Regions from separate parts of the Homo sapiens genome. Here all the other regions are linked to region 2. A link is a contact called in ENCODE Hi-C data. All regions are on one chromosome and are shown on one strand. Each heading gives the region's core, a stretch centred on a gene start or an enhancer-like site at or near the end of the contact. The rest is flanking DNA. Distances are from core to core; before and after follow the strand shown. Region 1 holds the start of RBM15 (RNA binding motif protein 15). Region 2 holds the start of CSDE1 (cold shock domain containing E1). Region 3 holds the start of LRIF1 (ligand dependent nuclear receptor interacting factor 1).

Evidence for each region. Hi-C counts contacts between places; a loop is a spot of excess contacts on that map. Pooled maps may share reads with other maps.
Region 1: a loop to region 2 is called in a map of naive thymus-derived CD4-positive, alpha-beta T cell, with 20 times the contacts of the local background. The contact joins the promoter of RBM15 here to the promoter of CSDE1 in region 2. A Hi-C loop is called at or near these places in 1 of 168 maps with a recorded cell type or tissue (naive thymus-derived CD4-positive, alpha-beta T cell), 3 of 37 single-sample maps with no recorded cell type and 10 of 50 pooled maps.
Region 3: a pooled map of heart left ventricle shows a loop between it and region 2 (12-fold over the local background). The contact joins the promoter of LRIF1 here to the promoter of CSDE1 in region 2. A Hi-C loop is called at or near these places in 1 of 37 single-sample maps with no recorded cell type and 9 of 50 pooled maps.

What each region holds. Positions count from the first base shown.
Region 1 is chr1:110,337,442-110,341,745 of GRCh38, reverse strand. RBM15 (RNA binding motif protein 15) reads right to left here and starts at 2,369. Exons shown (of 3, transcript NM_022768.5): 1 at 1-2,369. The coding sequence starts at 2,340. It overlaps LOC124904276, which reads right to left. Exons shown (of 1, transcript XM_047437983.1): 1 at 2,743-4,304. The coding sequence starts at 3,311. The coding sequence ends at 2,805. It overlaps RBM15-AS1 (RBM15 antisense RNA 1), which reads left to right and starts at 2,575. Exons shown (of 4, transcript NR_036595.1): 1 at 2,575-2,749. RefSeq lists enhancers at 1,381-1,830, 1,202-1,940, 1,911-2,030, 2,061-2,360, 3,501-3,690 and 2 more and a silencer at 3,131-3,400.
Region 2 is chr1:114,755,843-114,760,254 of GRCh38, reverse strand. It overlaps CSDE1 (cold shock domain containing E1), which reads left to right and starts at 2,271. Exons shown (of 20, transcript NM_001007553.3): 1 at 2,271-2,330. RefSeq lists enhancers at 2,065-2,354, 1,726-2,719, 2,555-2,874.
Region 3 is chr1:110,962,084-110,966,274 of GRCh38, reverse strand. It overlaps LRIF1 (ligand dependent nuclear receptor interacting factor 1), which reads left to right and starts at 2,353. Exons shown (of 4, transcript NM_018372.4): 1 at 2,353-2,654. The coding sequence starts at 2,587. RefSeq lists enhancers at 2,485-2,694, 2,229-2,765.

The sequences.
Region 1 (4,304 bases), core at 1,120-3,619, 4.4 Mb after region 2:
GGCTGATGCCACAGGGGCTGTCCCCCCATCCTGTTTCTGGGACGGGGACTTCAGCTTGGAGGAAGCAGTGCTGGTGCTAGGTGCACTCCCATCAGAGCGGTCTTCTTTTTTCAGAGGGCTTTTTCCCTCAGTGGGAGCAGTTGTCCGGTGCTTCCTATCTCGTTCAGCTGATGCAGAGTTTTTACGGTCTCGCTTGTCACCCTGGCTCTTCTCCAAACTACCTCGTCTGTCTCTGATTGGAGAGGGCCTTTCCAAGAGAAGACGGGAAGATCGATCATTGTCGCTGTTGTAACGATCCCGGCTACTGCTCAATTCTGGACTGCGGTCAGGAGAAGGAGCGCAGTGACGTTTTCGTGGGCGGTCACTCTCAGGAGACCTATCCAGATGACGTCCTCCACTCTCCTCAGGCAGCCTTCGCTTCCTAGGCTGGTCTCTGCTGCTGGGCAGATCTCGATCACCTCTGTCCCGGTCCAAGGACCAACCATCCCGCCTGCGATCTAGGCTATCCAGTGGCTCGTAAGCAGGCACAGAAGTAGCTGCAGTCCGAGTGCTGCGTTCTCGGACTGGGGGTGGGGGTGGCACCCAATCAGAGTCAGGATAAAGGTCCCTATCACGATCTCTGTATAGTAAGGGTGGTGTCCTATCCCGAGCACCCCTCAAAGGGTCTGGTGCCCGATGTCCAAAAGCATCTGTCACCAGCTCATAATGAGTCAAGGGCAGAGGCTGCAGATACTGCTGCTGGTAACGATGTTCGGTGTCGGCAAAGTCTACTCTAAGGCGTCGATCTGGGCCACCAAGTGGGAAGCCCCGCATATGGGTCCAGGCAGCATGCGCTGCATCCAGGCTTTCATACTGGATATATGCCCAACTATCACCTTTTCGGTAGTCTATGGTGCGTATGGTGCCAAATCGATCAAATTCTCGTGCCAGGGCAGCAAGAGGAACCCAAGGTCCCAGGCCTCCCACCCAGAGGCGGGTGGTGGGTGTAGCTTTACCATAACCAATTTTGATAGGATTCCGAATTATAATTTTGCCAGACATTGCTAATTTGGCCCGGTGAGACATATCTAAGTTCTCAAATTTGAGAAAGCCGTAAGTACTAGTCTGGCCGCGAGAAGGCCTCTTGATATCTACTTCTGTGATGACTCCAAAGCGATCAAACGCCCTTCTTAAATCACTCTCCGTTACAGTGATGTCTAGGTTGCCCAAGAAGAGCGTCCGGTTAGCTCGCTGATCATCCTCGGGTGAAATCTCATCCACTTCTCTGAAAGGAGCAGCACCTGCTCCAGCTCCCACCCTTGGCTCAAGACTGTATGCAGGGCGCACTCTCTCATAGAACGGGTAGTCTCTTTCTCTCTCCAGGTCTCGAGGCAATGGTGGCGGAGGTGGAGGGGGCAGGCGGCCAAGAGCCAACTGCTGCAGCCGGTAGTCTCTGTATCCCAAAGCAGCGCCACCAGGGGAAAGTGATCTCTGGCCTCCACCACCTCCAGGGGGGTGCCGGTGACCACCTACAGAGGCCCCGACCACACTGGCTGATGGAGGATAAGTATCTTTGTCTAAAGGGGAGCGGCTGCGGCGCCGGCTCACATACACAGCTTCTATCTTCAGAGGCCGGTCATAGAGCACCAGGCGGCCTCTGGCATGCTTGGCCGCCCGCGCGTCCTCTGGCCGCCGGAAGTTCACAAAGGCTACCCGCTCATCCCCGCTGCCAGAACCCGACAGATGACTGATTTTCACACTTACATCACCGAAGCGTTTGAACTCATGAAACAGGCCGTCCTCCACCGCTTCGTCACTAAGCTGGGACCCCAACTCGCTTATCTTCAGAGTCTTGTATTCCGCGCCGTCCCCGCCGCCGGGAGCTGAGGAGGCGGCCCCAGAGGAACGTGACTCCCCGCCTCCACCCCGGGAGCTGCTGCGCGATTCGCCCCCGCCCGAAGAATTTTTGGTGCTCGGGGAGCTATAACTATGCAAGCGGCTACTGGAGCTGCCCCCACCGGTATCATACTCGCGGCTGCCACCTCGACTGCTGGACTTGTCCAGGTGGAGACTCCGCCGCGACCCACCGCCGCTATCGGTCTTTCCGCTGCTGCTCCCATTGCTGCCACCAGAGCCCCCTAACTTCTTGCTCCGCTCACCGCGGGAAGTCGAGTCCTCACCACCACGGGAGCGTTTGGCCTTCACTGGCGAGCGCTCTTTTCCCTTCATTGTTGCGGGTCGTCGGAGGTCGTCTCCGCGGAGCTGAGTAACCCGCCGCCCCGCGCTCGTTTCACACAGCGGAACCGCACGCCGCCATCTTGGACTCCGCCGCGGCACAGGGTCCCGCCCCGCAGTCCTCATTGGCCAATTGCTCTCTCTTCTACAGTCTCATTGGGAAAATTATTTGTCTATCTTTACATCTCCCCGCGCTCCAGGAAGGCGCCCGCCCAACCACTGTTATTGGGTTCCCAACCCCCTAGTCGGAGTACCTCATTGGTTACATTTGTTGTCTATCTTAACGGTTCCTCGCGCCAGACTGTAGCTCCGCCCCTCGCACTCTGCGGTCACGTGACCCAAAGTGTTGAGGTGTTGATTGGACAAAAAGTCTGCCCTGTAACGGTACTTCTTGCTCAGTGACAGCAGCAACCCACCTCCTTATCCCTTTCATTGGCTTATAAACCCGTCCTTTAAACCACTATTTGGGAGGTCGGGCCATCAGTTTCGGCGTTTTTTCCAGAGAGGCAGGCTCACAGCGATATCGCGAGAGACGGTAAGCTCCCTCTTTCGACCCCCTTTTTCCAACTCCTCCGGCGGCTAAAAGAAGTTTAAATCTGATTGGATGTCGGCAAGGAAGTTGATAGGCTGAAATAACTGTCCATCACTCGCTTAAAGGGGTAGGCCTGTATAACGGAGGAGGCTGACTGAAGGTGAAAGACTAGAACACGTGCTTGCTGTGCGACGTCACTTAGATGTCGCGAGAGGGTGACTGTGCGCCAGCCCCGCCTCCCCGCGTTTTCGGCGTTCTCCCCACAAACATTTGTTAAGTTCCGTGGGGTGTTTGGCTGTGCTTCGGCCCTTGGAGTTCGAAACTTCTGAGCTCCCCGCCGTCGTACCTGTGCCGGCCAAGGGGCGGGGCAGGCTTTCCGGCTGTCGGGGCCCTCCAGTCCCTCAGGAAGCCGTCCTGGGACGCCTAGCGGACACCATTTTACGTCGCTGTGGTAGCTGAGTGAACAGCCGGGGGGAGCCCCGCCCCCCGCGCGCGGGAGAGCGCCGCCCGCGGTCACCTGGGCCCGCGGGGCAGAGAGTTCACGGTTCCTGCAGCCTCGGGTCATGCTGACGCCCCCGGGCGGTGCTAACACGTAACACGCGGGACCTCGAGAGCTAAGAAGCAGGGCGACTAAGACGCAGCCCTCGCCCAGGAGCCCGTCTCTCCCGCGAGCTACCCGTTCCCGCCCAAGTACTCCGGGTAACCGAGGGGAGTGACCGTCGCTCCCCGCCTCGTGGCCCGCGGGCGGAGCCGGAACTGTCGGGACACCGCGGACGTGTCTTTGGGCGGCATGTTTTATGTTGCGAATCTGTGTGGATTTTTAAATTCTGTATTCCCCTAAAATAGCAGTGTTTTTAATATGTAATGCTTCTACCCTGAAAATCACCAAGCGAAATTTAGGCTCCATGCAGATATGTCACTTGTTTTTCCCCCTGTGGCTTCTTGTATCCCTTGGCACTCTTATTGTGTGTTAAAAGCCAGCAGCACAGGCACCTTGCGGCCGCTCCAGATCCACCTCGTTTGGCTCCTTCAGTCGTTCGCCGTACAACTTTCCTTTCCATAGTGCGTTACTGTGGCGGACAGAGCACCTGTGAGAGGTGCAGGCGATGCCGAGCTTAGGGGGGTATGGCCTGTGCCCCAGCACTCGCCGGTTGCTGGAGGGACGCAGCGCTGAGGTCACCACAGCCTTTAGACTGTCTGCAGCCCTCCCAGGTTCGCGCCGGGGCGGAGGTTATGAGGATTCTTGTATTGATCCGGTCCTCAACCCTATTTCCCAAGATCCAATCTATAGTAGAGGGTGTGAGGTGTTTTTAAACGTGACATTTTTCAAGGTAACAATAATATCCCAAAAGCTGAAACCTAAACTTAAAAACTGTGTTAAGATTAGGGACTGTAACCTAAATTTAGCCTTGGCTGAGCCATCCTTCTTTTTGTAAATAATCGTGAGGAATGTGAAGCTGGAGGCCTTCTATCTCTTGATTAGATCAAAGAAACTCGAAGGAAGAAGCTCAATTGTAAAGCATAAAAATCCACAATATTGTAATGTGTAGACATCTTC
Region 2 (4,412 bases), core at 1,022-3,521:
TTGGGATATATTCAGAATGATGATGATGAAATGATTATATAATTAAAGAAGGTTTTCAGAAGCTATGTGTAATGGTAGAAATCAAGGCTTTATCCTTCCTTATTAATAGTAATTGTATTGATATAATTTAGTAAGACTTTTTTTTTTTTACATTTCCTATTGCTGTGATATTTGAGAATGTATACTAAAAGTAGAATTACCTAATTACCTAATTAGTTTCACATGACCTCATATCTAGCGCAAGAGCCTGGTACAGTTTCTCTATAACATTAGATTAGAATACACAGACCAGCTGTATTGCAGGAAGGGGAGATCTCGATTTAAGAACTGGGTGAATTAAACAAAACAGCTGGTTTGAAATATTTACATTCTGGGCCAGGCGTGGTGGCTCATGCCTGCAATCCCAGCACTTTGGTAGGCCGAGGTGGGCGGATCACCTGAGGTAAGGAGTTGGAGACCAGCCTGACCAACATGGAGAAACTCTGTCTCTACTAAAAATACAAAATTAGGTCGGGTGCGGTGGCTCATGCCTGTAATCCCAGCACTTTGGGAGGCTGAGGCGGGTGGATCACGACATCTGGAGTTCGAGACCAGCCTGGCCAACATGGTGAAACCCTGTCTCTACCAAAAATACAAAAATTAGCCGGGTGTGGTGGTGCACGCCTGTAATCCCACCTACTCAGGAGGCTGAGGCAGGAGAATTGCTTGAACCCGGGAGGCGGAGGTTGCAGTGAGCTGAGATCATGCCATTGCACTCCAGCCTAGGCAACACGAGTGAACTCCATCTGAAAAAAAAAAAAATTTACATTCTGTAGTTTCCCAGAAATATATTCCAATTTCTAACAACTTATCATACTGTTGTCCAGTGCTATTTATTCAACAAGCTTTTGAGAGTTGTTGAGAGCGGGCACTGTCAACAACCAGGGATGCAAAGATGAATTTCATAAGCTCTGTGCTAGAGTATTACTACCTAGTAAAAACTAATAATTACAATAGAGTGAGCTATGAAAGCATTGAAAATGAAGCAAATATTTGTGCTTAGGAAAGCGTGGGAAGGCATCAAAGAGAGCAAAAAGGCAGTTTTGAGGTGTTATACATGGGACTGGACACCAGCAACAAAGGTGGTGAGGAAATTTTTGAACAGAAATGGGACACGGCCTCCTCTTAGAATTCAAGAGGTTGAATTGAAGGTTGTCTTTCCTTCATTGCACTTATTCCAATGTGTATGTTTAGATTTGTTTTTGTGATCATCAATGATGCTAGACTAAAAGTTCCTTGAGGACAAGTCTATATCCGATTTTCTTTACAACTGTATACTTCCCAGTGGTTACACATACAACATGTCAAATAAATGTGTTGTAAGCAAAAAGTGGGTAGGAGAGTTCTCAGAAGACTGGCTGCTCATTATTTATCCAATACTGTCAAGTGAGAGAGCCAGTGAATCTGTGAAAACAGAAGCATTGAATCTGGGAAAAGCATTCCTCTCACCAGAGGAGCATGCTCTACTGTCTGGCAGGGGATAATCCATTGAACTTCCTGTGGTCATAATTACCCATTTTTCTCCTTCCTTCTTCCCCCATTGGATGAATCATCTCTTTGCTCTTATTTCAACCTTTTAATTACTGATCCACCCTCTTTGATTACCTGACACAACAGGAATATCTTTCGTAACTTGAAAGGTCAGTTGACTGAATTTGTTTCATTTTGTTTAGTGATTATGCAGCCTTGCTCACTCTTGTGCATCTGTTGCAATGTTTTTCGTGGAAAACAAAGGTCTCATTTAGATTTCTAAATTACCTTGCTACAAAGCTGACTCTATACTAATGAAATTCCTCTAAAACAGTAGACGTAAGAAAGAATGCTTGCACTATAAGAAGAAACGAGTGTGAGGTCCTTCCGGATTTTTGCTGGGAAAAGATAAATCATTTTTTATGACTCCTGAATATGCCATCAGAATTGTTGGCCTTCAAGGTTTACCCCATTATTGTGGGCTAAAACGTATTCAAACGCTCGAAGACTAGAGACGCCTAAAGCCACCCGCCACCCCTAGTGTCCAGGAGGAGTCAGTAAACACCGAGATTGCTTCCCGCAGCACACCCAAGAAGGAATGTAATGTAATGCAGCCACCATGTTGGTTGTGGTTAAGTGCAGCAAACTGCTTGGCGTCACTTAGCCCTGCTGCGCAAGCGTGTTGAGAGTACGCTTCACTCCGCCCCTTCTCGTGCACGCGCCCGGAGCCCGCAACTCTCGCGAGAGAAGCGAGATTTATTCCTACGTACCGGGCCGTGCTGCTTATGGCGGCGCTGGAGAGGGGGCGCTGAGCTGTTGGGGTGAGTACGACCTCAGGGTCCAACTGGGGGTAGCAGAAACCCAGGGGAAGGGCTGAGAATAAGACCAAGGCTAACGAGAAGCCTTCTGAGTCAAGGTGGGCACTCGTAGAGCTCTAGGTGGGGAAGAATGCACCCCGATTCCCTGCCCTGGGCTTTTTCATACGTCTCCCGTTCAACTGCCTGGGCCTCATGTCAGGTCGCAGAGCTGAAACGAGGAGTTGAGGCCAGCCGGCTGCGCGTGGTGGTAGTGGTGGTGGTGACTAAAGTGGGGGGAGGGAGCGAAAATGGAGGCTCCGACAGCAGCCAAGATGGAGGCAGAGGGTGCGGGGCTCGGGCGCGGAGGCTGCTGGGATCTGTAGTCTGGCTGCTTCCCCATCTGCGGCTTGTCTGGGGAAACGGGAACTACATGTCCCGGCGGGCGGGGCGAGGGGGTGGTGGCGCGGTCCTTTGTGTGAGGTTGGAAGAGCCTGAGACCGAGAAGAGGGGCCTACTTTGACTCTGGACCCTGTAGTTTCCTGGCCGTTACCTGCTTGGGAATCTGACTACCAGTACCAGAGCGCAGTGCGGCAGTGGCGCCTTCTTTGTGTATAGACTGAGACCCTGCTCCATCTAGATATCTTAGGGGAAGTGTTTAAAGACACCTTTCCCCAGCCACATCTGGCACAGTAGTGTGGCGGAATTGACATCGTTACTCCAGTCACCTAGAGCAGGGTCTCAGCACCCAACCTTCCCCTCATTGTCTCCCCTTCGGCGTCTTGAGAAAGGGAACCAGTCCCTAATCTTTTAGGCACGTGGCTCCCACCCCTCTATCTTGGGGAATGGGCGTGCGCCCTGAAAGCTCAGTAGTGTCCTCCCTTCCACCTCCTGTAGTTCTCATGGTGCCAGCGCCTGGCCCACCCACATTGTGCAATGAACGGCCTGGCTTCGTCATTCTATGTAGAATGTTTTAGAGTTCCCCCGTCGGAGACAGCTTCAAATTTTTGCCATGCTATTTTATCAATACGAAATCTTAGTGCCAAGGTTCTTTTGCTTTAAGGTTTTCCCTTAGAAACACCCAGATGGCGGCCGTCTTGCTTAACTCACAGGTGAAGCAGAGAACGCTCCCTGAAACAGGCTTGAATCTGCAAAGAATATCTGAACGTTGTTGGGCAAGTTAATTTTCGTGTTTTGCACCTTAAATGAGTAAAAGAATATGGCGCTCTTTAAACAGTTGGGAGACAGGGCGGAGAGGGAGAATGCTCAAAGGCACTGTGGTAGTTAAATCTTTTTGAGAGGCTTAAATTTTCATCAGGCTGGTATGAACTGGCAGTTCTCAGCCACTGCTACTAACCTACTTTTTTAGAATGTAGGTTTCAAATTATAGCCCACAGATATAAGCTACTCTATACTAAAATGCTGAGTAATTTTCATTTTGAGTAACTAAAGGCAAACATTCTTGATATTGCATTGAGGAGCACTATAATACATACCTTGGTTTTCTTTTGGTACTAACCAATAATGGATATCCTTGGTGTGGGTAAGGAGGGGCTTTATATACTTCAGTAGGGATATACCTGAGTCATAAAACTTAGATAAATATTTGGCCTTCTTTTTGTTTCGTTTTAGCCCTGGGACTAAAATAAAAGAGAAGGTAATAGTTTGGTTTTGCAGCTGTTCTGGATGTTTACCATCGAGATGATTATTTATAGCAGCTGAGTTGAAAACTAAAGTATTTGAGGCACAGAAGATAGGTTTTCTTTTTTTGTAAGTACTGACTTAAGTGTGACCTTTAGCGAGTGTGGGTGAAAATCTGGTAAAGTCCTAGCAAATCAAAATTGAAAGCGTGAAAGCTGACGTGCAGTCTGGCTTTACCCTCTACCCTTATTTTCCCTTCTCCCCACCTGAAGACACATCGTGTAGGGCCATCGATTTTTGTTTTAAACAAACAAAATGCTAAAATATCAAATTATGCTGGAGCATTCATAACATGAAATTTAGTGTTCCAGTGTTTTTCATTGTACAGTTCAGTGGCACTAAGTCTATTGAAACTGTTGTGAGAGCCATACTTTCGACAAGGTAGTTAAAACATGGAAATTTTGGAAC
Region 3 (4,191 bases), core at 1,104-3,603, 3.8 Mb after region 2:
CAAGGCAGACAGATCATTTGCGGTCAGGAGTTAGACACCAGCCTAGCCAACATGGTGAAACCCTGTCTCTATTAAAAATACAAAAAATGAGCCAGGCGTGGTAGTGCGCACCTGTAATCCCAGCTACTCGGGAGACTGAGGCACGAGAATCGCTTGAATCCAGGAGATGGAGATTGCAGTGAGCTGAAATCACGCCACTGTACTCCAGTCTGGGGTGACAGAGTGAGACCCTGTCTAAAAAAGAAAAAGAAAAAAAGAAAAGAAAAAAGAAAAAGAAAAAAAGGAAAAGAATCAAGGATTTTGATCCTTATCATAAGAGCAATGGGGAAACTGATTTTTTTTTTTAATGCAGTGAGATGACACCATCAGATTTGTGTTTCCATATGGTATCTCTGGCTGCAGCATTTACAGGAATACAAGAGTGGATATGAGGCTCACGCCTGTAATCCCATCACTTTGGGAGGCTGAGGCGGGGAGATCAGGAGGTCAGGAGATCGAGTCCATCCTGGCTAACACAGTGAAACCCCATCTCTAATTAAAATACAAAAAATTAGCTGGGTGTGGTGGCGGGCGCCTGTAGTCCCAGCTACTCAGGAGGCTGAGGCAGGAGAATGGCGTGAACCCAGGAGGCGGAGCTTGCAGTGAGCTGAGATTGCCCACTGCACTCCAGCCTGGGTGACAGAGTGAGACTCCCTCTAAAAAAATAAATAAATAAAAAAGGAGTGGATATGAGGGTATCCGTTAAAGCTTTACTAGACCAAGTAAGCTTGCTCTACAGTAGTAGTAATAGAAATATAAAGCAGACTTGTAAGATATTTAGAAGATAAAATCTGCAAAAGTTGGTGAATTGTATATTTTGGAATAAAAAAAGGAAAGTGTTAAGGATGACACTGGGATTTAGGCAACTTTAATGGAAGGAAGTTATTTCTTTCTTTCTTTCTGAGATAGCACTGATAAAAGAAAACGTGTAGTGGGGGGAAGAGAAGCAAGTCATAAGTGTGGTTTTGAACATGTTTCATTTGAAGGGGCTTTTAAAATAGCAAAAAGGATATCTCAACAATTCACTTGAACATCCAGGTATAGATCTCAGAGAAATCAGAACTGGGAACATAAATTTATGAGTCACACGGCAGCATAATGCAGTAGTACATGGTGTGTTTAGCCAGACAACCTGGATTTGGAGCCTGGCTCCATCACTCACAAGCTCTATGACCTCTAAAAATTTGTTCACCCTCTCTGAGCATCAGTTACTTCATCTGCATATAATAATTATTTTATTAGCTGTTAGGAGTAAATTAATTTTGTAAAACACTTAAATCAGTGCCAAGGACATACATGTGTTTGGTGGTAAAATAATGGGTGGAGGTGGTAATTCAATCCAGGAGCATGAATAAAACCACGAATCGAGACAAGACAGTTTGAAAACATAAGAGAATCAGTGATCAAGCTGAAAGGAACTCCCTTGAAAAGGGAGATATCTTCAAAAGAGATTGAGAAGGTGTAGACAAAAAGGTAGGAGCAAAACCAGGAAAGTATATTGCCAATGGCGTCAAGATGAGGGACTAATTAATAGTGCTGCGAGGAAAAATTCTCAAATAGTGTGAGATAAAGAGCATCAACTGCAATGGACAGCTGAATAAATGATTTAATGAATACAATGGATGTTCTGATGCAACTCCCAGATCTCCCTTCAGAAATAAAGGTCTATATGACAATAAGTGATAGTTTCGATGAACGTAGGCTGGAGGAAAGAGTTAAGTAAGTCTAGAGGCAAAGCTTCAGGAAAGAGGAGTAAATGGGAAACCTTCAGAGAAGCAGCAACAATAATCGCTGGCCACAGGCAGGCGTTTTAAGTTTTCTCAGGCCAGAAGTGCATGACTCCAAAAAAGCGCGCCGATGTCTTTTAATGCACTGACGGGAGAGAAAAACGTACGCTAGCGGCGAGCACAGAAGCAGAAAATTTATGATTGACCCCGGAAACATTTTATTTTGCGTAGGTGTCGGGAGAGCTTTCTTTTGCGATTTGTTCCTTGATCCGGAAGAAAAGATAGCAAATATCACTTGCCATTGGATTGCATCATAAGGGTTGGGCTTTAGCGAGCCAGTCACCTTGGCAACCGGACGTGACGACCCCGGAAGACGCCCGACCGAGCTTTGCTCCAGCTATCGGCTTCAGTGGGCGGGGCGGCAGAGCCAGACTGACGCAGTCTTCAGCACTGACCAGGCTCTGTTGGGGGTGGTGCCACCAAGGCCACGCCCCCTGCGCCTGCTCCGGCGGAGTCTGGAGAGTTGTCGTAGGCTCTGAGGGCGGAGACTCACGCCGATTCTCTCTCAGCGTAGGGCTGTGAGGGCGCAGTCCACCGCCAGGAGCCTTCCGGTTTCTGCGCGGTGCGCGACCTCGTCCCGAAGCCTGGGGATACACCCTCTCGAGAGCCCGCTGTCGCCCTCCGTTAAGGTCGAACCCCTCACAGTTGCTGTGGGCAACTCCAGCCCAACATTCCCTCGCTCTGGTTCTCGCCCCATTGGGAAACTCGGCCCCACGCTTCCCACTTTTCTGGATGAGGTGTCCCCTTTCTCCCCACTAAAATGTCAAATAACCTACGGAGGGTCTTCCTGAAACCCGCAGAGGAAAATTCAGGCAACGCCTCGCGTTGGTAAGTACCGGTTTCGAATCCTCCCCACGGCTGCCCCTCTGTCCGTCTTAGGGATGTGGAGTCGGCCGTCGTTTCCGGACGCTGTGTAGTTGAGAGGAGTTGGAGCCCGCAGAGTGCGCCACCCAGGCGGGAAGCGCTTGTCTCCGCGGCGCTTAAAGCCCATAGAGCGCTTTCCTCTGGGAAATGTAAAACCTCTTTAGAGCCTGACACAGCGGCTCCGCGGGACCCCAGCGTCTCAAGTTTAATAGGCGGACCGAGTAGATCTCCACGGGAGATGAAAACCAAGATGGCCGACGCTCTTATGTGACTCAAACCTTCTGGAAGATTCTCACGCACACGCAGAAACGCAGCAGTCAGCACGGATTAGCAAGTGCAGCCCTGGTGGCGCTGGACCTTCAGTGAAAATAGATTTTAATAGTGAGACAGAAAGGGTGTGTGATTGAAGAAAAAGGGCTTTAGAATGAGGAGATCGAATATTTAAAATTTCAAGTAATAGTTTTATGTGAAGAGAGAGAAGTAAGACTGGAGAAATCCTCGTGTAAAGTCAGTCCTTTTGAACAGCCTTTTTGAAGTAGGGTGTAATGAAGTGCCATTTCATTGGCTATTTATATTTGGCATGAGGAGAGTCCAGTATTTCTAAGGAAGATATTCTTGTAAAGTTAGAAAATAGATGATCAGTAACTTAGTTTTTGGGTTTTTTTTTTTAAATTGTATTACAAGGAAATGAATTGGAAACAATGTTAGCTAAAGCAGAATATTTTCACTTGTACTCTCACATGGTTAGTAGATTAAGTGATGAGGAAAAAATAGGGTCTGCAGACTCTAATAAGAAAATGAAGAACTAAGATGCAAAACTCATGGAAGAGGATTTTCGTTTGAAGAAAATCAAGCTACCTGGGGTTAATCTCAACTTTGCTAGTTAGCATTTGTGAGGCCAGGTACCTGTTTCCAGTCTGTAAATAATAGCACTTAGAAATATTTTAAAGATTAGGAGAATGAAATAATGTAAAATACGTCGTGTAGGAAAATAGTAAAGCACAATTTAAATGTTAACTATTACTATTATAAGCATACAACTTTAATTCTGTACAGATTTTAGCCCAGCAGGTAGTTTTCTTTAATTGCAAGTAGAAAACTCCATTGCAATAAAGACCGTAAGTAATGGTGAGTCCTTAAAAGCAATATTATAAAAGGAAATGGTCACTAATAGTAATGAGCCAAAATTCTGTTGAACTGTCAAGATAGAACCATTGTATTTCAAATCATAAAAAGAGCCATTTTTTGGTGTACTTGTGTGTTTTTTTCTTTTTTCTTTTTTTTAATTTTGTGGTGGAAGTTTGGGGGAAGGGGCAGAGAGTGCCCTGTGTACATATGAGAAAGTAGAATTACTTTTTAAATGATTAATTTCTGCAGCCTTATTTTAGTACCTGAATACTTACTGACTTCTGACTTAGCTTAATTTATAGAAAATTTGTTTTAGGATTGCATTTTTAAATACAAAAAGTAAGATAAACAACTTTACTTTGTGTGTGTGTGT